Regions from separate parts of the Mus musculus genome. Here region 2 is linked to region 1. The links are chromatin loops, found by intact Hi-C in ENCODE. Cell type or tissue: gastrocnemius. All regions are shown on one strand. Links, peaks and the distances in the headings refer to the core of each region. The heading gives the core; the rest is flanking DNA. Region 1 overlaps Usp24 (ubiquitin specific peptidase 24). Region 2 overlaps Gm12724 (predicted gene 12724).

The links. A loop is a pair of places that touch in the nucleus more often than their neighbours do. Peaks named below come from ENCODE experiments on the same cell type or tissue, not always from the same donor. Only the 100,000 strongest peaks of a DNase experiment are listed, where the experiment ranks them.
Region 2: it touches region 1 in a loop (2.4-fold over the local background); 3 of 42 quality-filtered maps call a loop at or near these places.

The regions. Positions count from the first base shown.
Region 1 is chr4:106,321,855-106,337,448 of GRCm38, reverse strand. The region is part of intron 1 of Usp24 (ubiquitin specific peptidase 24); the gene reads right to left. Gm40218 (a long non-coding RNA gene) reads right to left here and starts at 13,020. Exons shown (of 2, transcript XR_867979.3): 1 at 12,483-13,020; 2 at 11,094-12,448. In gastrocnemius, for the core only: a CTCF peak has its summit at 8,111 (motif pointing left); no DNase peak of the experiment used is centred there; H3K27ac peaks cover 1,694 bases.
Region 2 is chr4:106,249,507-106,265,100 of GRCm38, reverse strand. Gm12724 (predicted gene 12724) reads right to left here. Exons shown (of 5, transcript NR_151521.1): 3 at 1,276-1,361. Gm52671 (a long non-coding RNA gene) reads left to right here. Exons shown (of 3, transcript XR_003955088.1): 3 at 8,006-8,088. Among named protein-coding and RNA genes, the nearest start is that of Gm12724, 20 kb to the right of the region's middle. In gastrocnemius, for the core only: no CTCF peak of the experiment used is centred there; a DNase peak (open chromatin) is centred at 8,688; H3K27ac peaks cover 2,124 bases.

The DNA of each region.
Region 1 (15,594 bases), core at 5,791-10,790:
TGGGGGGAGGGAACAGTGGTGCGGGTGCGTGTGTAGGCTGCCTTAGGATTCCGAGTCACCATTTTGTGTTGGGCCTGATCTTGGCAAAAACTATATGTTAAGCAAAGCAAAACAAACACCGCGCACGAGAGCTTAGGACTGTCCTACTGTAACATAGTTTCAACAGACATAACATATGGGAGGCATTTAAGGAAAACTCAAGGATGTAATATATTATTTTCTTATTAGACATGAAAAGACATCAAATCTCAATGATAAAAGTAACCACTAATGATCATTTATTCTATGTTGATTAGAAATAGTTTACTAACAAGGTGCTTAAGACTAGAGAACTGACGCAAAGAACATCCCCCTTCTCTAGGAGGATGGTAAGCAGCCTAAGATCTCAGTCTCCAGGCAGAGCCACAGAGCACACTCAGACCAGGACTGATTTATTTTCAAAAACAGCAACACCTCGGTGTTTCCAGCTTCATATACAACTAGAAGGAACTCCTTTATTTTTTACTACTACTTTTGCTTAAAACTAAAATTACTTACTTTTAAAAATATAGTTTACAATGCTTAATGAAGATGTTAGAGATGCATAGTTCTGAACTAAGGCAGAGGGGAAATGACCCCTTTAACCGACAAACCGTTAATGATATCAAATCTGAATTTAGTTACCAAGGACAACACAATGCAGATAAGCCCATGTATAAATTATAAATGTGCTTCGAAATTGGCCAGTTCTAAAATAAAATCAGTGATTAATGTTGTATACATATGCATCTTAAGCTATTTCCCAAGTATGCAATTACTTTATTTCTATATATACTATAGATATGAAAATATAAACAAGGTCTAGTTTCTGTATCTGGTAGAATCTGAACATTGAGTCAATTTAAAAAACTGTAACTGTAACTTCCTCTGTTTGCAAACTCTCCAGACTAAGGCACATTATTTCCTCACATTGCCACTGTGGGGTGTGACTACTGCCCCAGAGGATCAGCAAACATATTTATATTTAGCATATGAATTCTAAAAGAAATATGTATCTGCCTAACTTCTTTTTATGTTACAAATCACAATTAGCAATGGCCATGAGTTACAGCTCATCATCTACAAACTAGCATGTCTGAAAAGCCAAAGGAAGCAACTTAACTGAGGGCGGAGCTTTAAAAATTACTTGACATTTACAAATAAGCCTTTAAATTAATGTCATGGCCTTAGCTTTTATTTAGGAAGCCATCCCAGTGTAGTTAAAAATGAATCAATACACTGCTCCTTGATACAGGGTACATTATGAGAGGTTAACACCCCTTGTTGAAAGAAGCAAAATCTACCAGTAAATAGATAAGCTTCCATATGCCAATCTACTGAACTCACACATGTAAAGATTATTTGACTTAGCCAGTGTGTGTGTGTGAGGGGCGGGGGGCAGGTGGATCTCTGTAAAGCTAGCCTGGTCTAGAGGGAGGAGGGGCAAGCAGATGGATCTCTGTAAAGCTAGCCTGGTCTACAAAGAGAGTTCTAGGACAGTCAGGGCTACTCAGGGAAACTCTTTCTACAAACAAACAAAGATTATTTAATTTAATGAAGAAAAGACTGCCAATGTTGCTCAAAGTATATTTTAGTATCAAGGGGGCAGGAGAGATGCCTCAGCAGTTAAGAGCACTGACTGCTCTTCCAGAGGTCCTGAGTTCAATTCCCAGCAAGCAAATGGTGGCTCACAACCATCTGTAATGGGATCTGATGCCCTCTTCTGGTGTGTCTGAAGGCAGCCACAGTATACTCATAAACATAAAATAAATACATTTTTTAAAAAAATCAATTTATTTTAATATCAAACTATCCTACTTGCAAACAATTACAATGTAGTCAAAAGAACTTCCAAATTTCTGGCCACATACAGAAAACTAAAGCTGACTAAACTGTAGCTAAAGAAGACAAGTGCTACTGCCAATAGCTTAAATCATGAAACCATTAATACTTAATTCCACATCACTGATTTACAAAAACTTTCAGAAAATCTTGAAATTGTCCACTTTATTTATACTGTATTTTCAAAAACAATTCAGTTGCGCATATCTAATATTTGTTATTTCAGATTAGAGAAACAATTCCTAAAATCCTGCTAAGATGAGATGAATGGGCACCCAAGTGAAAGCAGCATATACAGGGACCCTGAGCCGCACCCTCACTCATCCGGAACAGAGGAACCAGAGCCTCACTTCCTACAGCCCCTTGCCTAGGAACAACAGCCATCCCTGCATTTACAGTAAATAGAAATGCCAAGTCACAGCGTGTGAAGTAGCTCAGTGGGTGAAGGCGTTTGCTGCCAAGCGTGACAACTGATTTCCCGGACTTACCATGCTCCTGAAGCTGTCCTCTGTCCCACCCACCCACCCACCCAGAGAGAGAGAGAGAGAGAGAGAGAGAGAGAGAGAGAGAGAGAGGAAACATATGTAATAAAGACAATTTAAAACAAAAAGCTTAAGTTCCAGTCCCCTTAGACCTAAGGCATGCTTAACAAATTTTCCAGTTCCTTCCTTGATAGGTGGAAAGGCAAAGTTTCCGAAGCACCACTCCAGAACCCAGGAAAATGCTTTTACAAGGAGCGAACAAGGTGCTGGACAGATGGCTCAGTGGTCAGTGGTTAGGAATGCTGGCTGCTCTTCTAGGGGACCTGAATTTGGTTCCCAGCATCCATATGGTAAGCCCGAGGCTTTCTACAACTCCAGCTCCAGGGAATCTGATGCCCTCTTCTGGTTTTCACAGGAATGAGGTATGCACGTAGTCCACAGACATATATGCAGCCCACAACTCACACATGTAAAATTAATTTTTAAACATGTTAAAGTGCAAACAAGCGGGACATGGTGGCTCACACCCGGTGCCAGCAGTTGGGGAGACTAGGCCATGAGTGAGTTACAGGACATCCTGGTATACAAAGTGAGACCTTGTCTCTGAAACAAACCAAACCAAAAAGCACAAACAAACAAACTAGAATTTATAGTGTCCACAACAAAGATCTGGGCATGAAAGGATTACCCATTAAAACTTTATTCTTTTCTTCCAAAGCACTAGTAATTTTTTTAAATAATTAAAATGCAATATATCATTCTGGATATGAAAGAGGTCGCCTTATCTAGAATGGAGTTGGCATTTGTTCTTAATTTCATTTTTTAGGTAATTTCACACATTTTCTAGGTAGTCTGAATTGTGGCTTCTGCCACCACACTTGGCTTTGTGAGCGTAACTAAGATCCTGAACCTTCCTGGTGTATCTCAGTTTCCCTCAGTTAGAAACAGGGACTAGGATTAACACAGAGGCAGCAGGAAGAGAGCATAAAGCCGCCAGCCTCTCTTCAGGCTGTTTGTAAGCACTTCTCTCTCAGCTGGACTGACTAGACGTGGTAGAGTAGAGGCACTTCAAATGTCCCACATCCTGAGAACTAACAGTTCAGACAGGAATCTGTTTCCTTCCTCCCTCTTCCCTCAGATGGTAGTCTCAGGAAGAATGGCCCCTATAGGTTCATATATTTGAACGTTTGATTCCCAGATGGTAGATTATTTAGAAAGGACTAGGAGGTGTGGCATGTTAACAGGAGACACTTTGGGGTTTCAAAAGACCAGGCCAGGCTGAGTATTGCTATCTCTCTGCCTCCATCTTGCAGATCTGCTGCAAGGTGTCAAGCTACTGCCCCATTGCCATGTTTGCCTGCCTTCCACCACGCTGCCCACCATGATGGTTATGGACTAACCCTCTACAACTTTTAAATGCTTTTATATGATGCCTTGGTTATGGGTTCTCTTCACAGCTACAACAATAATTAAAACACTTCCTAGTCTCTGAAAGTTTTGTGAAATCCTTCCAATCAATGGTCAACGTAAGACCTCAGGAATTACCTACACTGCAGTCCTTTAACACTGCTTTAGCTGAGAACCTTCTCATGCTGCTTAGACTGACACAACGTTCATCTAAGTGCCATGCCTTGGACCTGTGTCCTCTCCCTATACAAACTGCCGCCTGTCTTACTCAGGGTTTCTAGTACTGTGAGAAAACCCTGATCAAAGCAGCTTGGGAGCAAAGGGTTTATTTATTTGGTTTACACAGTCCATTGAGGGAAGCCAAGGCAGGAAGCTGGAGGCAAGAGCTGAAGCAGAGGCCATGGAGGAGTACTGTTCACTGGCTCGCTCCCTGTGGTTTGCTCAGCCTGCTTTTTACAGTCCAGGACCACCTGCCAGGGGTGGTACCTCCCACAGTAGATGAGCTCCCTTCTATCAATCATTAATCATGAATAGAACAAATATTTCAAAAGAGTGATGGCAACAAATAAAAACAAACAAGAAGATGGCCCAGAACGGATTCTTCCATCTAACTTAGTACCTCTAATAGTAAACGCTGCCTTAGACCTTAGGAAAAGAACCCAGAAGACCAAGCCACTTCTCAAAGCTCTCCCAATTCAATATGAGTGAAAAATAACAGTATCAACATAGTGGGAAAATGCCACAACATGTAAAAGTTTCTATTAAAATTCAAAAAGGGCAGGGAGAATGAATAAAAGGTTGTGTAATGGAAGGTTATACTTGATGAAGCCTTAACTGACAATTACCAATAAAGTGATTAACAGCACACTGGGTATGTTAGTCTTCGAGGTCTTAGGGGGCTTGTGGAGCTGAAATAAGATTGTTCCTACCCTACCAGCGACCACAAGGCTGTGTTAAGTCTACTTTGTAGAGAATGGACAAGTGCAGACAAGTGCAGGATCAGACCGACACTAGCAATGCCATGGATTAGCTCTTCAAGTCAGTCAACCAACCCAGCGAGAGCAGAAAAAGGTGGCGGGGCGGCAAGGCAGGCCAGCCAGGAGAAAAGCCTTTTGCACCGACAAGGAATCATAATGCCGTGTCATGTTTTAAAGCTGACTTTCTAAAGTATCCTCTAAGAGTTCACTAATTTGCAGGTTTATTTCTGCAATTATTAACATACAGAATCTAGGTCAAATGTTTTAAACATGCTAATAGTGTTCCAAGTTATCTTTCAAAATGCTTAATTTCTTTTTTTTTAAATGCTTAATTTTAAATCTACAAATGTACACAATCTCCCAGATGGTATTTTTGATACGCTGTTTAATATATAGACAACAAAAGGACAGTTTAAAAGTGAAGGAAGGGCTGGAGAGATGGCTCAGTGGTTAAGAGTACCGACTGCTCTTCCGAAGGTCCTGAGTTCAAATCCCAGCAACCACATGGTGGCTCACAACCATCTGTAATGAGATCTGATGCCCTCTTCTGGTGTGTCTGAAGACAACTACAGTGTACTTAGATATAATAATAAATCAATCTTTTAAAAAAAAAAAAAGTGAAGGAAACGCCAGGCATGGTGGTGCATGCCTTTAATCCCAGCACTCAGGAGGCAGAGACAGGTGGATTTCTGCGTTTGAGGCCAGCCTGGTCTAAAAATGAGTTCCAGGACAACCTAGGCTATACAGAGAAACCCTATTTCGAAAATCCAAAAATCCAGAAATCCATCCCCCCACTCCCCAAAAAAATGAAGGAAACAAATCTGAAACAGTTTGTAAACCAGGCTACCAACTGGCCCAGGATTGTACAGCTTATTTCCAAGTACTCAGTACCCATACTGACTGCATACACTCAGGCAGGGCTCAGGAGTGCTAACGTGATAGGCTGACACAGCACCTGGGGAAGTGACAGCAACTGCTTGGCATCCTTCTCCTCCTGAAGCCCAGCAGCCTTCACTAACTTACAAGGAATTACAGACAGAAAGAAGAAAGCAAAGGAAGGAGGTAGCTCCATAGTAACTTTGACCTTCTAACCCAAACAATATTTAACAAAGGGAATCATGTTGACTAAAGACAGAAACTTTGTGAGGAAGGGTATATTTAAGATGGCCTACAGTCAAATACTTCCTCATGTTACAAAGAAATACATGGCTGTGCAGTCGGCTGTAGTTCTCAAGAGGCTACAGCAGGAGGATTGCTGCAAACTGAAGGCCAGCCTGGCCTACAGAAACCGTCTCTCAAATAAAGTTGAGTGTAATGGTGCAGGCTTTAATCCCAGTACTTGGGAGGCTTGGGCAGGAAGATTATTGTACACCTGAGGCCAGCCTGAGCCACAGAGCAAGGCCCTGCCTGAGAGAAAGAGAGAGAATGAACATTTTTAAAAGTAGACATGCTGGGCGGTGGTGGCACACGCCTTTAATCCCAACATTTGGGAGGCAGAGGCAGGTGGATTTCTGAGTTCGAGGCCAGCCTGGTCTACAAAGTGAGTTCCAGGACAGCCAGGACTATACAGAGAAACCCTGCCTCGAAAAACCAAAAAAACAAAAACAAAACAAACCAACCAAACAAACAAACAAACAAAAAACAGTAAACATTGTCCACCCAAAAATGCAAGAGGACAATTTTTTTTTGATTTTGATAATGAGCCAAAAGTCACTATCCTCTAAGTGACAAGATTTGACATACCAAGATCTATATGGTCCCTTCCAACCCTGAGACAAATCTTCTATTTTAATCCCTAAAGTTATAACATGAAACTTTATTTGCTGGAACAAGGAAAAGAACAGCAGAAACCAGTCGGCTGTGGAGACGGTTTCTGCTTTGTAAGGATATCTGGCTATGTAGCCTTGATACTTCTCTCCAGATTGTTGTCACTATGCACTGGGGGAAGGAGAAGCAAGGTTGCATCATTTCTGACCTTCAACCCTTAGTGAATGCTTGGAATTCCTTTACTACAGACCTGTTCTAGATGTTAACCAAATAAAGCTCAGAGTGATGAGAAGCAAAGAGGACTTGCTTGCCATCCACTACCGATGCGTGTGGGCCTCTCTGCGCACACACATTGTAAACTATTGATTGATGGTACAAAGGAATATACTTGGCCAGCATCATTTCAGTAGGAATTGAGTGCTAGCTACTCACCCAATACATCACATTCTGTCAAAAACAAACAACAGTTGTTCCTGTGTGTAAGACTGAAGCAGCGATGATCTGTTGCTACTATAATTCAACAGAACATTTCAAAATGAGGCATGAACCGTGAGAAGTAAATCACACAAATGAAAATAACACTGTCAATTTATTACTTTGGTTAGCATTTCAACATAAAACATACCACAAAAGTCAAAATAGGAATAGTAAGCCAGAGCCCAACTGTAAGTGGCCTCTGCAAAGGCTTTCCTTCACAGGGCTGCTAGGCCTCTCCAGCAAGACTTCCAAACAGCCCCAACACCCATCCAGATCTAAAGGACTCTGCTGTGTTATCAAGGACTTTTGAGATAGAAGATTAGTTCCTATGCAGGTGGCTTACACCTCTAGTCCAGCACCTGGGAAGGTAGGTAGGTGGATGGCCACAATATGAGAACCCATCTTTAAGAAAAACAGAACAAAACAAAACCAACCAACCAAACAAACAAACAAACAAAAACCAAACAGGCCATGGCCCTGCGCTCTGGGAGACAGGTGCAGGTAGATCTCTGAGTTCAAAATCACCAGGGTCTATACAGGTCTGTCAGGGCTACAGAGTAAGCCCTGTGTATGTAAAAAATAAACTGCTTTGTTTTTTTTTTTTTAGATTTATGCTTTTAGGAAAAAAATAAATAAATGGCACTATTCTTAAGAGACAGTAGTTGAGAAAATACCAACCCATGGATATTAAACATTCAACAAATAAGTAAATAAAAATTCTGTACATGGCAATAAAAATTTTTCCCTTAAAATTTTTTGAGTCCTGGCAATGGATACCACTGTAGATAAATTATATCACAAAAAATTCTAAGGCACTATCCAAATTCTTTTGATAAATCTATATTTCTTCATACTTAACTCAGAATCTTAAAGTCTCCAGCTTCTAAAAATCAAATATAGTTTATTACATTTTGAACATAAAAAAATCTACTAGGCTCAAGGCTATAATAAAGAAGTGTGATGGTTAATTCTATGGTCAACTTAATTGGATTAAGAAATGTCGGGCTGGTGAGATGGCTCAGTGGGTAAGAGCACCCGACTGCTCTTCCAAAGGTCCGAAGTTCAAATCCCAGCAACCACATGGTGGCTCACAACCACCCGTAATGAGATCTGATGCCCTCTTCTGGTGGCTCACAACCACCCGTAATGAGATCTGATGCCCTCTTCTGGTGCGTCTGAAGACAGCTACAGTGTACTTACATGTAATAAATAAATAAATAAATAAATAAATGTGTTAAAAAAAAAAAAAAAAAAAAAGAAATGTCTAGGGCACAAGGGAAGCTTAGCTTTGTGTTTGTGATGCTAGAGGCTAAACTAAAAAGAGAACCTGGCCTGGATATGGGTAACAACACCCCTGGCTGGGGTCTGCCGCTGAAAACAAAACCAGGAGGAAAGCAACTCTGTCCTTTCTCTGCTTCCTGATTTGTTCAGATAAAGAGCTGTGGGGTCCCTCTCCCCGGTACCCCCCCCATCCCTGTTGCCATGCCTCCCATACATGACAGACCATAGTCTCCAAACTTGAGACAAAATAAATCCTTCCTCCTTTAAGCTGCCTTTGGCAGGTCTCCATCACAGCAATGACAAAAGTACCAAGAGAGGACTATGTCCAACTTCCTCATCCTTGTATCAGCTGTTCTCAGTACCGACCTCAGGGCCAGCATACACAGAAAAGTTCTTGACGAAAACTGGCCAATCTGAATGGCTAGTTTTAGTAAATGGACATTAACTATTTTGCTGTTCTGGTATTTCAGTATAATATGTGTTCGTTTATCTATTGGATATGATCTAAACCACTATTTAATATATATCTACAGTCTCTATTTAATAAAAATAACAGAAATAGCTGTTCTGCTCTTTTTTTTTTTTTTTTTTTTTCGAGACAGGGTTTCTCTGTGTAGTCCTGGCTGTCCTGGAACTCACTCTGTAGACCAGGCTGGCCTCGAACTCAGAAATCCGCCTGCCTCTGCCTCCCGAGTGCTGGGATTAAAGGCATGCGCCACCACGCCCGGCTGTTCTGCTCTTTTAAGAATGTTTAATCCCAGCACTCGGGAGGCAGAGGCAGGCAGATTTCTGAGTTCAAGGCCAGCCTGGTCTACAGAGTGAGTTCCAGGACAGCCAGGGCTACACAGAGAAACCCTGTCTCGAAAACCCAAAAAAAAAAAAAAAAAAAAAAAAGAAAGGAAGAAAGAAAGGAAGGAAGAAAGAAAGAAAGAAAGAACGAACGAACGAACAAACGAACAGTTACTGAATGTACAAGACTGAAAGAATTAGGTGATTGGAATCTTAAAACCTGCAGACAGACCGGACTCTACAAATGACATTGTTAGGGGAGGTAGGAACACAGAAAAGCTGTTAACTGTGCTGCTGGTGTCTACCTGTGTTCTTCTGGAATCTATCCTTTACCTTAAAACAAACCTCTTAAGATAGCAGTCACAACCCTTTCAAAAGCTGGCCGGTTAAAACAGAGATCCATCAGAACACAGCAATAATTAGGACAACAAAATGCTGATATTGGGGAAGGACATGTGTAGGGCGAACACAGAAAAGAGGTGGGCAGAGCAGGAAGACCAAACTACAAATGCTGCTCACACTCAGGCTCCCAGGGATAACTCCTGTGGAACCAGTCTTCATACAACCAGTTAGGAAGAACAGCAAAGCAAACACTGGAAACCAAATGTTCCTAATTTATGTAGAATAGTTTCTGTGACAGCTAATGTTCCTTGCCAACTTGACCAGATCTGCCATCAGCCAACAGGTAAACTGCTTGGCACGCCTGGGAGGCGTGGTGAGGCATTGGTGCTGTGCACTATCTAAAGGGGGATGGCGGCCCTCAAACAGGGCAGCAGAGATAAGAGCACAAGGAGGGAAATGCTTTGTGCATGCTTGCTCTCACTCCCTGTTGGTCCGTCAGCACTCCTTCCTGGTAATAGAGCACAGACTGAAGACCAATAGCACTCCAGGACTCCACCAGCCTTCAGTTCCAGACTGAGACTATGATCGATTCTAGCATTACAGCCTCTCCAGTGAGACAGCCACTCCTGTACTACACAGACTCTAATGTCTGTGTAAGCCAATCTAATACAGTCACATATATATACATCTATATATTACCCCCCCCCGACACACACACATACATGTATGTTAGATAAAAACCAAGTAAATCTTTTTATACTTAATTTTCCTCAGAAGTCATTTGAGTAATTTTACAGTCTATTTAAGAACTGTTAAGTGCTTTAGACTTTTTAACTACTTACATTTTAATGGGCAGACAGTAAAGTTTATTTGTCTGTTTTAATGTGTATTTACATTTAATAAAAGTTATAGGCCATTAAAGGTTCATCAAAGAAAACTTTAATTAAAAAAAATCAGCCTCACTGTCCAAAAATAACAGTATGTAAATATTTTAGTATTAGCTTATTTCAAATATTGCATATATATTTATGTATACAGTGGTTTGAATAGGTATGGTCCCCACAGACTCATATATTTGAATACTTGGCCCATAGGGATTGGTATTATTGGGAGATACAGTCTTGAAGTAGGTGTGGACTTCTTGGGGAACATGTGTCACTGTGGAAGTGGCTTTAAGGTCCTACATACTCAAGCTATGAACCAGTGTGGCGGTCTCCTTCTGCTGCCCAGCTATTGAGATTTAGAGCTCTTGGCTCATCTACCACTGTGTCTGCCTACAAGCTGCCCTGCTTCCAGACATGACTGATGATAATGGACTAAACCTCTGAAACTCTATAAACTAGCCTCAAGTGAATGTTTTCTTTCATAAGAGATGTCTTGGTCACAGTATCTCTTCACACAATATTATCTTAAGACAATAAATAAACATGACTGGTTCTACAGCTTCTAACTTTTATACATATACATATATATACATATACATACATAGCCTCCAAGGTCTCTGCATCAGGGTTTTCATTTGCTTCCCTGACTCCCTGGTGGAGTTGGAGGTTATAGTAATAACTGCAACAAGCCTGGGTCCCAGTACTACCCTTTCCTTCCTAGGGACATCGGCTTGGCTCAGTCATTTCCCTTCGCTGAGCTTCAGCTTCCCTAGTCACAATATGAAAGAGCTAGGAAAGACTTCTAGATTTTAAATGTCTTTAGTAGATTTTTTTTTTCAATGAGATTTTTAACATGGCAACCAATCATGTAACAGATGTAGTAGTGTTTCTCCTGTTGAAGAGGGCTCATGCTCTCTATAACTAAAACCCTGGAGGAAATTCTAGACTCTGATATGTGAACTATTAAGTCCATGTGATGATAGTACAAGCATCTTAGGGAAAGAAAGGACTCTGTACTACCCTTGGTCAGCAAAGTTCCATGAATTAGCCTATTAAAATTGCCAGGGCCTTGACCACACTAACATGCTTAATATATAGTTGCAGAAATGGTGATTTAGGCAACCTAACATGCATATAGATAGTTGGGGAAACGGTAATGTAGACATTATTCATGTTTTCTGAAACAAGAGTCTTGTTATGTAGCACATTTTGGAGTTTTGAACAGGCATGGCCCCCATAGACTCATGTGTTTGAATGCCTGACCCATAGAGAGTGGCAATATTAGGAGGTGTGGTCTTGTTGGAGAAAGTGTCTCTGTGGAGGCGGGCTTTGAGGTCTTCTATGCTCAAGCTATGTGGAGTGTGACACACGATCTCCTTCTACTGCCTGTGGATCAAGATGTAGAACTCTCGGCTTCTCCCAGCACCAAGTCTGCCTATACTCACCACGCACCCACTATGATGATAAGGGACTAAACCTCTGAAACTCTAAACCAGCCCCAATTAAATGTTTGTTTTATAAGAGTTGCCATGGTCATGGTGTCTTTTCACAGCAATGGAAATCCTAAGACACGCAGTAACATAGGTAGCAAGCAGAGAACCCAGAATAGAAAACAGTCTCCCAAACCCTGATTTAATATTCAAGTATCACGTAACCTTTCATTTCAGATTCTCTTTCTATCCATCTATTTATCCACTAAGTTAATTCTCTATCCGATCAAACACCAGCGAGGAACTACAGATAAAATACACAAATACAAGCACCTTTTAAACTAGAATTTCATCCTCAACAGCACTTTACTTGATGTCTGCACACTATGTACTGGGAGAATGTAGCAGTAGAAAACATTTGTGCACTTCATATAAAATGGTCGGTGAGCTAGCCTTGACGAATCAATCTGTGCTAGCCAGATAAGCAAGAAGCATGGAGTGGGCAAGCAGATGGCAGAAACCTATAAAGGAAAGGAAGGTAAGAGATAAAAATCAAGTCAAATAGGGAAACCCTGCAATAAAAGGATTTAGATTTTACCCAGAGGAGATGAGGACTATAGATCCTTATGACCAAGGTTATGATTAAAGCTTGAATGTTAGAAAGATCCTTCTAGTGCTACACACAGAATTTCAAAGAAACATTTAGAGAAGAGGGGAATGGGAACCAGAGCAGCTAGGTAGAGAAAGGGCACCTGTGCACTTACACATGCACAGGTACCGTGGCACTGCTTCTCTCGCAGCTGGAATTACAAGTTCTTGTGAGCCTTGAGATATGGGTGGTGGGATCCCAACTCCAGTCCTCCAGCTTGAGCAGAAGAGCTTAACCGCTAAGCCACCTCTGCAGCCCTGACAACAGGTGTCAACAGAAAAGAGAAAGGGAGGGGGCTACAGTGACTGAGGTAACTGACAGGACGCTCCTCTTGTAGCTGGAATACCTTCCTATTTCTGAGTCAGCATAGCTTACTTTAAATTGTTTCTAAATGCCTTGCTGTCGATTTCCAAGTATAAATCTTAAAGTACAATTCAATTTCCAACTGAAACTGACAAGATGGAGTGAAAAGCAAGAAGGAAAAAAGGGATTCTTTTCCACAAGTAAGTTGGGGTCTGAAAGCACAGGTCACAGATGCTGCAAAGTGTCTGCCATAAAATGTCTGGCCATAATCTTGTTTTAATTTCCAAAGTCATTTTGAAGACCTACTGATAAAGATTTTAAGGGGAGAGGGGAGAGGGGAGAGGGGAGAGGGGAGAGGGGAGAAGGAGAGATGAAGAGGGAGAGAGGGAGAAGGAGGGGGGAGGGGAAGAGAGGGAGGGGGAGAAGAGGGGAGAGGGGTGTGTGTGTGTGTGATGATCCGCACCATAAGGGGAGATGGACCATAAGCACGTGGTCAGGAGAAACAGCAAGCATCTAGGAAACTTCGCTGGGGAGGTGGCCAGGCCAGCAGTTAGAGAGTAGATGTAGATTTGACAAAGCCAAATGAAGTCACCATAGTCTGAGACAGTTTTGGAAGCTGGCTGGGGACAAGTCTAAATTGGTTGTACTACACTTAACTGTGTTAGCTCTTCAGAACAATCAAAACAATCAAGAGTATGGCTTCATAATCCATAAATTAGATTCAAGGAATCTCTAAAAACAAGTAAATTCCTTTTCACAGAGAGGAAGAAAGAAAATCATAAACCATCAATAGTGGGAACAAGGTTTCTCACTGTTGGACAAAATTATGAACATGAAAATGGTCATATATTTTGTTAAAAATTCACCACAGACATAGTGTCACTAATGTGATCTTAACAAAAAAAAATTGTATGAAACAAATGTGACTGAAAATTGTGATAATATTCAGCAACAAAAATTTTATACAAACAATGAGAACGAGAAATACAAGCTTTAAAATGAAACCAATGCTCTCAAAAAGGCAAAAACCAGCTCTTCTGAAAATAAAGAACAATTTTCTTGGTTGACTATCTGCAGTTTATTCAGACTGAACTGTCTTATCTGAATTCTCTAGATATCTGAAACTTATTTGTTCAATGCTCTAAATTAAATTAAACTTTTTTAAGATTTATTTTTATTTTATGAAAATGTGTTTTGTTTGCATGACTGTGTTTAAACCTCATGCATCCCTGGTGACCACAGAGACAGGAAGAGGGTGTTAGGTCCCCTGGAAGTAGAGTTAAGCACAGCCGATTGTAAGTCACCCCCTGAGTGCTGAGCACTGCTCTAAACCCCTGAGCCATCTCTCCAGGTCCACAACCGTAGAGTCAGTTAAAATGTATTACACATTTCTAATCCTTTTCAAAAAAGCACACTGACATGTCTGTCCTTTGGCTTGTGACATCATTATAAATGCAGACATTCTCTGAGGGTTATGATACCCACAAAGGTGTTTCAAATCACCCTATGGAAACGTACCTAGCCTGTTTTGAACGGCTCCTTTCTCCTGTAACTAAGGGGCTACAGACGCTTCTTATTGTAGTCCACGATGCCTACTTCTCAGAGCAAACCGCCTCATGTGAAGACTATGTCTAAATACGGGGGACAGCAACAAGAGGAGGCAATGCAACCCCTCTGTCATGAAGGCAGGGTGGGAAATAAGCTGACGGTAGTTCTGCCTATCAGCAGTCCAGAAGAGGAGGCTGCACAGCCGGTTCAAGGCCAGCCTGAGCTGCATGAAACCCTGTCTCAAAAGTCAAAACCAAAAAGCCATTCATACAAATACCGCCAATAAAAAGGAAGGGGAAATGTTTCTATGAGCAGTAGGGTGCGGTACAGCAAGAAGGAAAGAGGAGGCCTGGGGAGGGCAGTCGGGGAGCAAATAAGCACAAAGTATAATGGTGTCTGTGTGCGAAAATACCGTGAAGGAACCTATTGCCTCCTATACTAATCAAAAAATAAATAAATGAAACAATAAAGCTTAAACACAAATGAGTAAATCTATGTGCTGTAGTAGAGTAAGTTTCTTTGGTATTCCAAATATGAAAATTTTCCTAGAAAACTCATCTGTGGCTTTGAAAGATTCTATCAAACCTTCTTTGACACTTTCTTATTAAAAATGAAAATTTTCAGTGCTGAAAAGGAAGCTCAGGAGTTAAAAGCATGCACTGCGGGCTGGCGAGATGGCTCTGTGGGTAAGAGCACTGACTGTTCTTCCTAAGATCCTGAGGTCAAATCCCAGCAACCACATGGTGGCTCACAACCACCCGTAATGAGATCTCATGCCCTCTTCTGGCTCATCTGAAGACAGCTACAGTGTACTTATGTATAATAATAAATAAATCTTAAAAAAAAAAAAAAGCATGCACTGCTCTTACAGAGAAACTGTAACCCCAGTCACAGGACCTAACACACCTAACCTTTGCAGGCTCCTGCACTTATGTACACACACACACATACACACAGACACACACACACAACATCTGAGAAGTAACCCTAAAAGTATGTAAGTACACTGATATATTTTTCTGCTAAAAGTTGAAACCTTGCCAGGCTTGGTTCTAGCACTGCACAGGCAGAGGCAAGAGGATCTCTATGCGTTTAAGACCAACCTGGTCTACATAGTGAACTGCAGGCCAACCAGAGCGACACAAAGAGACCAGAAAAACAAACAAACAAACAAACCCTGAAATCTTCTCTTCAAACCATCAAAGCAGTACAATATAAAGTATTACAATAGTTATTTTTTTAATACTGAAACTGATTTCAAATCCTAACCTAATAAACTATACCATTCTGTCACAGTCTACTATGATAAACAGACTAAAAGCACAAGACACCCAGAAGCAAGTTCCTTATACCAATTACAAATATTCTAAAAGCGAGTGAAAAAAGAAAAAAAGAAAG
Region 2 (15,594 bases), core at 6,614-11,613, 73 kb after region 1:
TGAGTGGATTTCAAGAAAATATGCTTGCATGAAATTCTCAAGCAAGGAAAAATAAAAATAAGTAAATTAAAAAAAAGAATACCATGAAACCATATTATCCCTTTATTCAGGAGTCTTTGGTGACTTCCTGCTTCCCTGAGGGTCAAGGCAAAATCTTTCTCAAGCCCAGAGTGCTTTGTCCCCCAATCTCCGTCCTTCCCACCCCTTGCTGTCTTGCTGTCTGCACTGGCTTTCAGCTGCTTGAGCTTTGTGTATTTTCTGCTCAGGATCTGCACACTTAGTCCTTCTCTCTGGAAATCCTCTTTCCTTCTGTTCGCCCAGTCAGCCCACTTTTGGATCCGAGCTAAGCCTATGCATCTTTAAGGGTCCTTTTTTGAATTTGGGCTAAATAAGACCCCTGGTGCTGACATAATAATAGCAATTACTCTCTCCTTCCTAATTTTCAGTTTTCAATTATTTGTGTAATTATTTGATTAATGCTTTTCTTTAACATGAATGTTGTTGATATTTGGGTTGGTTTGTATTTCCCTCATTATAGGTGACATAGCTGGTGCTAGGTATGCGGTAAGACTTTTTTTCCCTCTTTTTTTGGAAGAAAAGAAGAAAGAAGGGAATGAAAGAAGGAACATTAGAGATTACTTGTGAGCTGGAGGTCTAAAGAGAAAGTGACTGAAGGGAAGTAGCTTTAGTTGAAGAATGGTCAGGAAGGCATGGTGACCTGTGGACCTGTGGAACAGGAACGCATTGTTAGGGGCAGAGTGCATAGGCACTTTCTCTCCCTTGTAAGGCTGGGCCACACAGAGGTTAAGCACACTGTCTTAGTTAGGGTTTTACTATTGTGAACAGACACCATGACCAAGGCAACTCTTATAAGGACATTTGATTGGGGCTGGCTTACAGGTTCAGAGGTTCAGTCCATTATCATCAAGGTGAGAGCATGGTAGCATCCAGTCAGGCATGGCGTAGGAGGAGCTTAGAGTTCTACATCTTCATCTGAAAGCTGCTAGCAGAATACTGGCTTCCAGGCAACTAGGATGAGGGTCTTAAAGCCCACATCCACAGTGACACACATACTCCAACAAGGTCACACCTTCTAATAGTGCCACTCCCTGGGCCAAGCATATACAAACCATCACACACAATGAATGGGAGTCAGGACCTAACTTCTAGGCCTGGTCTGCTTGCAGTTGGCCACAGTTCTTCCCCTCTCACTCTTGATTTCATCTGAAGAGTAACAATGATTGTCTAATTTTTTAAAACCAAACTTGCACCTACCTTTTTGATTTATGATGTATGTCCTAGCATTAATCAGGCATGGCCGGCTTATAGTCATTCAGACTCTTAGTGTAAAGATATTGTCCCTGGGCAAAATGAAGAAAAAAAAATCAGCAGGTTGAAAGGGTATTGGCTAGCTCATTCGATTACCAGGAAGCCTGAAGAACCAGACTCACAGAGAGGGAGGAATAAGGAAGGCAGCACAGGCAGACCAGAGCCAGACTCCACCAAGGTCAGTGTGGGCACTTAGCTGTTGCCGGTGGAGCATCTCAGCTTGCCTGTGCCAGGAGGTGGCATCTGGCACCTCTGTCGGCAACATTGCCCCATTGCCCTCAGGAAGTGGATGCTTCAGGTTTTGCTGCTATACTCAGAAAAAAATTTCACCTGCGTGTACCCCCAGCCCCCGTACCTCCTCTCCTGTGTCACCAACTCTTCATCCCAAAAGCTGAACAGATGCAAATGACTCCCAAAGCCGGGTTATAGAGTTGAGTCCTGGCTGCCAGGAGACTAAGAAAACAGCTTCTGGGGGGAATGAGACAGACTACATTTCTATGGTAGAGAGTTTAGTTTCCCAGAGTGGGGATCAGAGGGCAACCACACTAGACAGCCAACAAACATCACATGTCCCGTAGCAGGTCATCCCTAAGGTCCTCTTGGTGACAACCATTCGTGACTCTACTATCTCAATGAGAAAGGACACAGCTGCCACTCAACCCACTTCCTATTAATCTCAGCTGCCTATAAAAGTTGTAACATAGTGGCTTTGTCACAGAAAAACATGCTCTGTCCTCTAGGTTCTTATTTCTGGGCACTATAGGGATGTATTGTGGAAGCCCTTGTACTCTGTTTAATGAGACGCTGAAGCCAGCTTGTTTTCTTGGCTCCCCAGCCCTAAAAATAGGGCATTATTGAATAGTCCAATAACCTGGGCAGTTTCCCCAGTGCAGCAAGCCTGAATGTGGATTCACATGTTTAATTGGCAGATGCTGTATCTACTGGAGTTTCTATTTTTAAACTTGCTAAATGCCAATTCTCCCTCAAATGTCAATTCTCAAAGCATGTGGATTTGTTTGTTTTCTTGGTAGAAATTACCTTGCAATGTAAAAGACACATTTATCATAAATGGCTTTTGTGGGGGGGGGGCTAGAAATAGCAATTAAAATATTTTTATTTTTACCCTTACTGTCTTCCTTGTAGTTGTCAAAAAGCTAGAGGGATAAAAAAAAAATGGATGAAAGGGGGTTTCTGAAAAAAGAATCCAGCTTGCAGGATCTTATAGTAATGTATGCACCTTCTTTACATGCGGTTTCCATCAGATCTGCTTCCTTTTTTGGCACTTGAAATTATCCAAGCTGCAGAAGCAAAGCAAGCTTTCTAAAATCATTCAGTGCGAAGAGCCAATTCTGGCTTAATTTGTTACTACTCCAAGGTAACTCAGAGGTGTGAATAGAAAGCAGTGTGACTGAAGCCCTACCTCCCCCCACCACACAGCTGACACATTTACATTGAATGCTGAGCTCTAAAAGGCATTGAACTTGGTCTGCCTACAGCAGTTTTGGAGTGAGCTTCCCAGCTGTGGACCTTGGATGCTTGAAATCTTAGCAAAGCCTCTGTAATTTGGGAACCATGGACATTAGCTGAGAAGGTACATGCTTTAGTTTCCCTTTTGTTGCTATGGCAAAACTCCAACAAAGCAGTTAAAAGGAAACCGGGTTTGTTCTAGTTCAGGGACCAGGGCTATGGTCTATCATGGCAGGGAGGTAGGGGCAGCAGGAGCTGGGAGCCACTGGCCACATTGCAGGGAGAGTTAAGAAGCAGAAAGCTGTGCTTGAGAGATGGCTCAGTGGCTAAGAGCACTGATTGCTCTTCTGAAGGTCCTGAGTTCACATCCCAGCAACCACATGGTAGCTCACAACCATCCATAATGAGATCTAATGCCCTCTTCTGGGGTGTCTGAAGACAGCTACAGTGTACTTACATATAATAAATAAATAAATCTTAAAGAAGAAGAAGAAGGAGGAGGAGGAGGAGGAGGAGGAAGAAAGAAGGAAGAAAGAAGAATGTTGCTTCTCAGTTGCCTTTCTCCACTCATAGTCAGAGATCCCAGCCAGGGAATGGTGACGCCCACAGTGGGAGGGTCTTTCCATCTCAATTTAAAAAAAAATCAAGATAATTTCCCCCAGATGTGGTCAGAGTTCCCTCACACTGGCCAATCTAGCTTAAATTAACATTTAAATTAACATGGACCACCACAGTGACATCTATGCTTTCTTTGGCACTAGCTGTGGGGAAGGCATGTGGGCGGTCCTGATTAAAAGAATGTGAGCTTCAGGGTCAGGTCAGTTAAGAGCCAATCTTTTCCACTCTCCAGCCTGGTCATGTTTCTCAAGGGCTCGGAGCATCAGATTCCTCCAGAGTGAAACGGAGGGGATTACACTTCCACTGCTGTGAATATTACAGGAATTAATGTGTGCAGTGTCCTGACACCTCATAAAAATTCAGGAAATGTTGACACTCTTCTCTGTACGTCTCCACCTCCGTGATGCTACTCTGCTCTTCTGCTTTCAAGCACTCCTTGTCATTTTCATCTTTAGTTGTCTGAGACAGGATCTTTGTAACGGCCTAGGCTGACCTTGAACTTGCCATTCTCACGATCCAGCTCCCTGAACTGGGTTACAGCTATGTGTTACCCCGCCCAACTTCTTCGTGTGCCTTTACTATCCTGTGCTTCTGATCCTGTGTGCTTTTCCTACCCTGTTCCTCGTACTAAAGATTTCTTCTCCCACCTTTGCATATTCAAGTCTAATTACTCCATTAAGGTCTGGCTCAAACAAAATGGTGTGTGAATGTCTGAGGCTAGCCTGGACTACATGTGACCATGTCTGGAAAAAAAAAATCAGAAAGGGTAAGCATCTTGTTCAAGGTTTCACATATCTCAAGTGAGTGGTAGGGTTGGGTTTTGGGCCTGGGCTACCAGTAGGCAGTGTCTGCACATTGCAACATCTAAACTATGTTAGACTGTGTAACCCATGTCAGTGCATTCAAGCTCCACTCTGCTAGTTACTTTTCTATTACTGTAATGAATCATTGTGACCAAAGGGCCTATTTGGGCTTATGGTTTCAGAGGGGTAGGAGTCTATCTCCATCATGGAGGGCTGGCTTGGTAGCAGACACTGCACACATGAATTCCTGTAATATTCAGCTCAAGCATGGAGACTGAGAGCTCAGACCCTGAACTGTAAGCTCACAGCTGAGAGATCAAAATGGGAGTAAGGGAAGGCTGGAAGTTCTCAAAGTCCACCACCCCTTTGACATGCTTCCTCTAGCAAGGCATCTCCTGAGCTTCCCCAAAGAATATTACCAGCTGAGGACCAAGTGCTCAAACACATGACCATTTGAACCCTCATATCCGCCTTCACTGGGAAGAGTTCTTAGAGATAGCATCTTCTGAAGCTTCCTTCTGCAGTAGATGGGAACTGACACAGAGACCCACAACTGGACGATGTGCACAGAGGGAGAGACATTGGAACTGAATGGGATGTCTCTGTCAAACCCTTTCCCTCAGGGCTCGGGGAGCTCTGTGGAAAAGGAGGCAGAAAGTTTGTAAGAGCCACAGGAGATGAAGGATGCAAAGAAAACTGTCTTTCAGACACCACAGGGCTGATGCACGTATGAACTCACAGAGACCATGGCAGCATGCACAAGTCCCTCACAGGTCCAAGCCCGAGGGGTCCTAGCACTGAGAGGGAAACTGGACAGGAGCCTCTCGCCCTAATCCATAAGCTATCTCCAACTGTCAACAGCTTGCAAAGGAAAAGCTTTATCCAATGGGGTCTCGCTGGCTATATAAGTTACATTTAAGGGCAGGCCCCATGCCCAGCAGTAGATGGCCAACACAAAATGAATTCAATGGTATTTTTGGAAACTGCTTTTGTTTTATAATGTGTTGTCTAGGTATTTAAAAAAAAACCTTTTGCTTATACATTGTGGTTTCTAATTTTTGTGTTGTGTATGTGGTTCTTACAATTTTTTCTCTTTGTTTTCTTTTTTTTTTCTTTATTCACTTTACATCTTGCTCACTGCCTAACTCCTGGTGGTCCCCTCCCATGATCCTTCCCCCCACTTCTTCCCCTTCTTCTCTGAGCATGTAGGGAACTCCTTGGTATCTTCCCACCCTGGCACATCGAGTCTCTATGGAGCTAGGCACATCCTTCCCCACTGAGGCCGGGCAAGGCAGCCCAGCTAGAAGAACATATCCCACATACAGGTAACAGCTTTTGGAATAGCCCCTGCTCCAGTTATTCAGAACCCACATGAAGTCCAAGCTGCACATCTGTTACATATGTGCAGGGAGGCCTAGGTCCAGCCTTTGTATACTCTTTGGTTGGTGGTTCAGTCCCTGAAAGCCTCAAGGGTCCAGGTTAGTTGACTCTATTGGTCTTCTTGTGGAGTTCCTACCCCTTTGGGGCTTGCAATCCTCTCCCCTTCTTCCATAAGTGTCCCCAAGCGCCATCCACAGTTTCACTGTGGGTCTCTGCATCTGTCTGAGTCAGCTGCTAGGTGAAACCTCTCAGAGGACAGCCATGCTAGACTCCTGTCTGCAAGCATAACAGAATATCATTAATAATGTCAGGATTGGTGCTTGCCCATGGGATGGGTCTCATGTTGGACTGGTCATTCCCTCAGTCTCTGCTCCATCACCCATCCCTGAATTTCTTGTAGACAGGACAAATTTGGGGTTGAAAGTTTTGTGGGTGGGTTGGTGTCCTTATCAGTCCACCGGGGTTCCTGTCTGGCTACAGGAGGTGGCCCCTTCAGGTTTCATGTCCCCAGTGTTGTGAGTCACAGCCGAGGATACTCCTATTGATCCTTGGGTGCCTCCCTTATCCCAGGTCTTAGTCACATCCTGAAGAGACCCCTTACCTCCCTACCCCCATCAGACACAGATTTCCATTCATTCTCATGGCCATCTGGCTATCCCTCCTGTGCCCTCCTGATCCTGAACCTGATCCTGAACTTCCTCCATTTCTCTCTCCATCCCCTCTCATACCCTGTTCCCTCCCTCCATCTTCCTCTTAGGACTATTTTATTCCCTTTTCTGAGATTCAAGCTTCCTTTTCTTGAGTCTTCCTTTTTGTTTAGCTTCTGTATTCTATGGCTAACATCCACTTATCTTGTTTGTTTTCTAGAGAGAGAGAGAGGAGAGAGAAAGAGAAGACAGAGAGAGAGAGAGAGAGAGAGAGAGAGAGAGAGAGAGACAGAGAGAGAGAGAGACAGAGAGAGAGAGACAGAGAGAGAGACAGAGAGAGAGACAGAGAGAGAGCCTGAAGTTGGATGAGTGAGTGAGTGAGGAGATTGGGAGGATCTGGGACATAGATGAGAGATGAGAAGCCACGATCAGAACATATTGCATGAAATATATTCATTTTCAGTTGAAAAAGAGAAGGAAGCTCTTTTTCTTGCTTTTCATTTTTAATTGAATATTTTCTTTATTTACATTTCAAATGTTATCCCCTTTCCCTGTCCCCTCCAAACCCCTACCCCATCTTCCCCCTCTGCTTCTATGAGGGTGTTTTCCCACCCATCTACCTACTCCCACCTCCCCACCCTGGCAGTGTACTGCTGCATCAAGCCTCCACAGGACTAAGGACCTCTTCTCCCATTGATGCCCATCAAGGCCATCCTCTGCTACATATACAGCTGGAGCCATGGGTCCCTCCATGTGTACTCCTTGGTTGGTGGTTTAGACCCAGGGAGCTCTGGGGGTACTGGTTGTTTGATATTGTTGTTCTTCCTATGAGACTGCAAACCCCTTCAGCTTCTTCAGTCCTTTCTCAAAATCCTTCTTTGGGGACATTATGCTCAGTCCAATGGTTGGTTTTGAGCATCCACCTCTGTATTTGTAAGGCTCTGGCAGAGCCTCTCTGGAGACAGCTATATCAGGCTCCTGTCAGCATGCATTTCTTGGCATCCACAATAGTGTCTGGGTTTGGTGACTGTATATGGATGGCTCCCTGGGGGGTGGGGACAGTCTCTGGATGGCCTTTCCTTCCCTCTCTGCTCCACACTTTGTCTCTGTATTTGCTCCCATGAGTAACTTGTTCCCCGAGAAGGGAGCTTCTTTTGCCTTTGAATTTCACATTCTTCCATTTAGGAAGCTTGCCTGGTGACACATGTCTCTTCCCCCAGACACACTGTTCTTTGGTTTTATCTATCTGTTAATCCCAGTAAGAATGGCTATTTCCTTTTTTCTCCCTTAAATTTGTTTTATTGGGGTTAGGGGTAGCTATATTTGGAACAAATATTATATCCTACAATATAAATAATTTTATCAGAACCAAATTTCCATAGCAGTTATGTTTGCTTTTCAGTTAATGGAGTATGCTGAGATTTCAGTTTGCAGACAACATCTTTTCCTGACAACATCAGTTTTCTGACAACATCTTTCACAGCAGTTCCCACATTGGTCCATGTTTTGTAGGTAGACACAAGTTCTTGCCAAGTTGTCTTCTGGCCCTCCTACTGTGAATATCTCTACTTGCCTGCATGGCTTTGACCAGACTTGCCACTTTAGTAGACATTACTTTTAATAGCACAGACATTGCCCACTGCTTCCCCTACGCTCTGAAGATGTCTTTATTTTGGTACTATGGCTTCATAGCCAGTTTTACCTCTTGTACCTTTTTTTTTTTTTTAACTTGCAACAGTTTTCTTTCTGTCAATTTAACAGCAGCAGTAGAAGGTTGGATGTGACTTGATGACAAAGTATTGCCAGAACTTGGTCCCTGCACTGAAGGACCAAGTATTTTCCTGCGGCTGCTGCTCTAGCAGGTGAGGAGTCTTTTTTTCATGATAGTCATTTAAGTTACTTGGTATCATTGACTGTAGGTATTCAAGATATTTGATGAAGAAATAGCTTTAAAATTGTGAATATGAGTTTTCCTTTCCTCTGCAGAAAAGGTTCCATTTCTTTTATAGTAAAAACTAAAACCCTCAACACAGCTAGCAGATCCCAAGCAGTGAGTCCTGTGGCCTCCCTGGGCTCACTGGTGTGGTGGCCTCTGCTTCTCTACAGTCAGGGCAACATCAGCTTCTGCCTACTCCTTGGGGATTTTTGTTTGATTTCCCTCTCCTGGGAACTAACCTTAGGCTCCTGTCAGGACTGTTTTGTTGAGCAACCCGTTACCTTGTCTTCAGGTCCCATGGCCGGCCTGAGAATAGATGTGTTAAATTCCAGCCACACTCACCCAGCCCTTTATGATGGAAAAACCTAAGGATAGCCTTGCTTTCTTGCTAGGAGAGCCAGGCCATTTGACCCTTGCAGCAACAGAGCTCTCTTGTCTTGTCCAGCTGGCCCTGTTATAGACAAGGAAAGCTCTGGCTCCAGGCCAGAGATTGATCCTGGCAGGAACAGTTTTTGAAGGGACATGTACCCTTCATCTCCCCTTGGCTTGTGCATGCTGACTGCCAGCAGGCTTGGCTCATAGCCACCTTGGCAAAGAGGAATTTGTACAGCCTGATTATTTTCATTTTAATGTCTTCCCAACTTTCTAATTCCAGGGAGAAATAAAACCCAAATAGCTTTTATGACATGTTGGCTTAAAGAAAGGGAGCTTGGGCAGGCAGGCAGATCAAGGTGAGCACACACCCAACTCAGAAATGTTAGCCCTTCATCTAATAATGACATGTACACTTTATAGTAACAGGCAGCACTTATGAAACATTTACTAGATCCCAAGAACTGCACTAGGAATTTTTATGTATATAGTAACTCATTTATTTTTCTTAATTACCACCTTATATGTTTAGGTCCTGTTACTAACCCCACTTTATAGATTAGAAAGTTAAAGCTGGGATGTTAAATAACGTGCCTAAGTTTAGTATGCAGTAGAGCACAGCTCATAGCTGAAGGCAGGAGAGCCCTCAGAGCTTTTGCTTTAGAGATGAGAATATCCAACTACATTATAGTTTTTGGTGCAGGAGTGTAGCAAGGACAGCTCACCAGAACAGCAGATTCTAGAATGATCTATGCACAACCTGCAATACCTCCTGGGTGTTTCCATCGTTGCTGACTCTGTTTTGTCATCTTTAAGGTGACTGTGACTTATAATTTATATTATGAAGACTAAGTCAGGAGGCACACAGAAGCTTCTGGCTCTGCCTGCCATGCAGGTAGTGGCTAATAAATGGCAATAATGAATACAGCACTGGTATGAAGAGACACTAATGTACTAGCGTTAGCTTCCCTTCCTAGTCTTCTATCAGCTGATAACTCCACCATTAACATTTACAGTAAGGTATTCTGTCTCTGGGAGGCCTAATTAAAAAAGAGACACTGTAGAGGGAAATCACTATGACTGTTATACTATAATCATTCTACATTATTATCTTAATTAATAACCAAGCTATGTGTCATGTAAGCCTTCTGGAGAGAAAGATAGTCACTTGTAAAACTGCCTTTAAATTGATATACTACTAACAGCTACCTCTGTTTGATCTACTGTGGTTCAAGGTCTTTTATTTTGTTAATCATTATAGCCAGCCTGTGGGGATGTTATTGTTGTCTTTTGACTTATGAGGCTTACGAGTAGATTAAGCTAGAGTCTAAAGTCACCCAACTGTAAGTGGTGGAGAGAGGATTTTGTTTGAAGGCCTACTACAGGATTCATGTTTGCTTCTGTTGCTGTGATAAAACTCCAACCAAAAGAAGCCTGAGGAGGAAATGGCTGATTTCAGCTCCCAGCTTCCAGTTCACCATGAAGGGAAGCCGGGGCTGGAGCTCAAGGCAGGAACCTGGAGGCAAGAACTGAAGCAGAGGCCATGGAGGAACACTGCTGACAGGCTTGTTTTCTAGGGTTCACTCAGCTATTTTTCTTATATAACCCAAGATTATCTGCCCAGGGGTGGCATTGTCCACAGTGTCCTGATCCGCTCCATCAATCATTAATCAAGAAAATGCCCCACAGACATACCTACTGGCTAATTTGAGGGTGGCATTTCTTAATTGAGGTTCCTGCTTTCTAGATGACTCCAGCTTATGTCAAGTTGACAAAAGACTAAACAGTGAGTTTTTCCATTCTTGGGCCTAGACAACTCACTTTTGTGAAAATATTCTCAGTAGATAATATGAAGCAAAACACGTCATTTGCTAAAACAAAACTGAAAACCACAGTAATGTATTAGGTTCTCCACCTAACCCTTGGATCTGAAGTTAGATAGATTATCAAGAGGCAAGCCCTCACACAAACATAATATAGAGACATCAGCCACAGACAGATGGATTAAGCAACAGAGAACACCCAAAACCATCTTCAGCTAAAGAAATACAATTCAAGATAGGATTACAGAATATGTAAACAGTTCTCAAAATTAAACAATTATGAAAATAAGAAATGTGCTTATAGATGTTGCTCAGTTGGTAGAGTATTTGTGTAGCGTGCCCAAACCCCTTAGTTTGAGTCCTGGTAGCATATCAACTAGATGTAGTGGGGAACATCTATATACTAGAGAGGTGGAGGTGGAGGTGGAGGTGGAGGCAGAGGCAGAAGGATCAGGAATTCAAGCCAGCCTGGGTTATATGAGACTCAAAAAAACCCCTTATTTCTAGAGTTACGCAAATGATTAGTGTTTGGAGTTTCTTGGATGCTATAACAGTGGACAGATTGGTGTAAATATTGTATTCAATTATAAAAAGAAAGGCATATTAAACCAAGTTAAAAAGAGAAAAGATCTGTATTTTAAACTGTCTAGGTTTAAGTAGTAAAGCTAGCTTCTTCAAAACATGTCAAGTGTTTTCATTGCTATCTACGGGGTAATTTAATCATAGTCTTTCCTTACTTAGGTGAAGACCTTTAGGTGTATACTGAGGCAAGGGAAGAGGGGGTCCACAAATTTCTCATTGTATATCTTTTTTTTTTTTTTGAGACAGGGTTTCTCTGTATACCCCTGGCTGTCCTGGAACTCACTTTGTAGACCAGGCTGGCCTAGAACTCAGGAATCCACCTGCCTCTGCCTCCCAAGTGCTGGGATTAAAGGTGTGCATCACCACGCCCGGCTCTCATTGTATATCTTGACCACATATTCCATCACATTGGCAATAGTTAAGGATGTCAGACCTTCGATTTGGGTCTCAGCATCCTGACTGCATTGGCCATTTTTCTTGTTCCTGTGACCAAAAACAAGACAGAAGGAGCCTAATGGGGGAGAGGTCTGTATTGGCTCTCAGCTCAGAGGAAGAGTCCATTACCATAAGGAAGTCATGGTGGCTGGAGTGGGGGCAGTCCTTGAAAGTCTGCAGTTTCCAGCATCCTCAGATGTCCTCAGCAGGGAATCAGAGAACTAGATCAGGACCAGAGTACAGCTGTAATGCTCAAAGGCTGATTCCTACAATTCCAAGTCACAGCTCCTCAGAGTAGCACTACCAGCTGGGAACAAGTGTTCCAAAACATGATCCTGCAGGGAACACTTCACACTCAAACTGTACGGTAAGGTTCTGATAAGTCCTGTTCCCCAATTGGTTCTTGATTTGTCAGTATAGAAGGCAGGGGTTGGGAGTGGGTTGGTGGGGGGGACAATTGCTGAGTGGAAGGTACAGGCTGGACTTCCGGGTCCCAGCAGGAAAAGACAGACGCAGAAGAGACAGGCCCTTTCTGCCATGCTTTGGAGGAAGAGGAACGCTGCAGTCATGTGAGGTCTTGGGGAGAGCTGGAGCCCATGGTCTCCGCTACTGGTAGGTGTCCAAGATGTTTGGCAGGAGCTAGGTGGGACTAGCCATTAAGTTTAGGGCAGGTGGAGAGATGGCGATAATAAATTGGTAAGGGCACACTTTTTTTCAGGAGGGAGATATTGTACCCAGCAATTGTGCCTAGAAGGCAAGTTGTAAAGATACAACCAGTGTGTGTGTCTTTTATCTGTGGGTTCAAGGGTCTCATCTTGGGTGGTAGCTAGTAGTGTAGAAACCTACCAGAGCTAAAGGCAGTAAAGCAAACAGGAAGTTGAGAGGGCAGCCGATCCTGGGCAAATTCAGTATTGATTTTAAAACTACACCAACATCAAACTATAACTGTGACCTACTTCCTCCATAATGCTGGGCAAGGTCACTCTTTGTTATTGTGTTTTTCAAGTAGATAAATAATTATGCCTCCTACCCAGGAGCCATGTGGTAAGATTTCCATGGCATTAGCTGTTAAACTTTGGAGCTGCTTTCATCTGGATTAAGTCAGTGAATTCATTTGTTTTCTCATGCACGTCAGAAGTACCTGCGGATATGTGTGTAAGATTTTGATTGCTAAAATGGATGAACTGCTAATAACACTCATGTTCATTGCCTTAGTAATTTTCTATTGCTGTGAGGACACCATGATCAAGACATTTTATAGAATAAAGAGTTTACTGGGGCTTACAGTTTCAGAGGGTGAGTCCATGACCATCATGGCGGGGAGCATGGAAGTAGACATGCAGACACTGGAGCAATATCTAAGAGCTCACATCCTATCTGAAAGTAGGAAGCAGGGAGAGCGAACAGCAAATGGCATTGGGTTTATGAAACCTCAAAGCCCACTCCCAGTGACACACTTCCTCTAATACAGACCACACCTCCTAACCCTTCCCAAACAGTCCCACCAACTGGAAACCAAGCATTCAAACTATGAGCCTATAGGGGCCACCCTCAATCACACCATCACGTTCACCAATAACAATTCTTCAGAACTACGGATGACAGGGAGGGTGGGGAGTAGTATCAGGGATCCTTTTCTAAGGATAATCATGTAAGACAGATGAAGACAACACACTTGGATCAGCAAAAATTACAATAGCAGGCTCTACCCCAGGGTCTGTGATCACCTGGGCTGTTGACCAGCATTATAGTACCAGTCATAAAACTCCCTCCTATAGACAAGGCTCCCAATCCAGTCAGACACTGATTATCTCTTAATAGTCATGCGCTGTTACACCAGTGGGCAAGCACATCGTTGCCTAGCAGGTCAGTATGGTAACATGTGGGATCTAGCATTGGGCATGTCCATTGATGGTTTTCTCTTATAAAAGCTAGCTGTCAGGGAGGAAATTTCCAAGTCAGTTTGGAATTAATTTCTCTGTGTCCTGCAACCAAAGGGTGGGGTATCTCCAGCAATAGGAATCAAGCTAGCCAAAATTCCACAGATGGGGGTGATCTCCAACCCCCCCTACTTACTGAAGAGCTGTTGCCAGTTGATAACTGCTGGGAGAGGAAGAATCCCCCCCTTTTTTGAGGGTGTGGATATTGGTAAGTTTCCCACTGAAGAGTAGATGGCCCCGCACCCAAGCACTAACTGGCCTTAGCTGGAGAGAGAGAGAGAGAGAGAGAGAGAGAGAGAGAGAGAGAGAGAGAGAGGGAGAGAGAGAGAGAGAGAGAGAGAGAGAGAGAGAGAGAGAGAGAGAGAGAGAGGGGAGGGACATGTGTTAGGGAGGGTATACATGGGGTGGATATGATCATATTTCACAGTATACAGGTATGAAATTCTCAAGAATAAAGAAAAATATATTAAAATAAAACACAGTAAAAACCCAAATATATTAAAATAAAACACAGTAAAAACCCCCACTTTACATGCCATAGACAGATATTATAGGATTCGTCTTGTTTGAAATGGAAGGATGGATTAAGAGGGTAAGTTTACAGAAGTTAGTGATTAATTAACACATGCAATCAAGGGAATCATCAAAAATGGGGGGGGCATGGGGGGGCGGGCAGTGGTGGCTCATGCTTTAATCCCAGCACTTGGGAGGCAGAGGCAGGTGGTTCTCTGAGTTAGAGGCCAACCTGGTCTACAGAGTGAGTTCCCGGACAGACAGAGTTACACAAAGAAACCCTGTCTCAAAAAACAAAACAAAACAAAACAAACAAACAAACAAACAAAAACCCCCAAACCAAACAAACAGAAAAATAACTAGGGGGAACACATAATGTTACACAGGCTGAGCATATTATATTTATATATCTAGGATAATACACACACCACCACCATCGACAGCAACTATTAAAGAAAAAGGCCTGGAATTTTAAAGAGAGCAAGGTGTGTTGGGGTGGGGGGTGGGGTGGGGCTCGTGGTGGGGTCTGAAAGAAGAAAGAAAAGGGGAGATGATGTAACTATATTACAATCTCAAAAATTATTAAAAGAAGTAGAACTAGGTGGGAAGTTGTCCCAGTTTGCCTAGTTTGCCCTAGAATTATTGGTTGAAAACTGGAGTCTGGTGTTCATCAAGTTGGAAGTGCACAAGGGAGACAAAAGGCTTGAAGATGGTTACCAAACACAGCTGGGTAAGAAGAAGTTCTACTGCTCCAGAGCAAGCTGGTAGTGGGGTCACAGTTTATAGCCACTTATTGACAATTTCTACTAAAGCATGAGAAGAGAGCAGCTTGAAGGTTGATACATAGACGATGATAGACATGCTTACTGGCATGTCTTCAATCCATGTTGTATATACACATCGAATTATCATGCCACACCTGCTAAGTCCATACTCACTATGTGCCAAATAAAAATTCAAATCCTACCCAAACACTACACTTGGTGAGAAGGGTAGGTAGTGGAGATTAGTGATAACAGTCTTAGATAAAAGTGTGTCTAAGAGGCTTGTGGTCACCAACTTCTCTAAACTCATCCTTCTCCTAAAATCCTTCCTTCTACCACACTCTTTCTAATGAGCTTGATCCTATAACATTTGTCTGTGGCATGTAGAAATATTTTTTTACTGCATTATATATGTATATATATATATATATATGTATATATATATATACACACACACAAACATATATATATGTGTATATATATGTGTGTATATATATATAATTTTACTCTTGAGTCAGGATTACACCCACATGGTCAGAGCAGATCATAAGCTGATGATCTCAGCCATCACTTGGCACAAATAGTCAATATTATGGTGCAGTCACTATGAGCTATGATTGTTCTGTGTATGCTTAATATTTAACTATTTAAATAAGTGTGTGTGTGTTGTGTGTGTCACTATGCAAGTGTGGTGATCAGAGGACAGTTCTCTCCTTGACGGTGTGTGTCCTGGGGAATCACACTTCAGGCTCTCAGACTTGATGGCAGGCGCCTTAGTCCCCTGAGTCATCTCACTGGCCATGTCTGTTGAATTTTTGGTCTCGTTTGATCTCCAGGGCAAGCTGCAGAGATAAGGATTAGTATATCTCCCTACAGTTGAGGAAACAGACTCAGAGATGATAAGGAACTGGCACAGAGTTGAAAGTTAAACTGAGTAGCAGGCTAGGGGACAATAGCCAATCATGAGGAACCTCCGAAGAGGAGG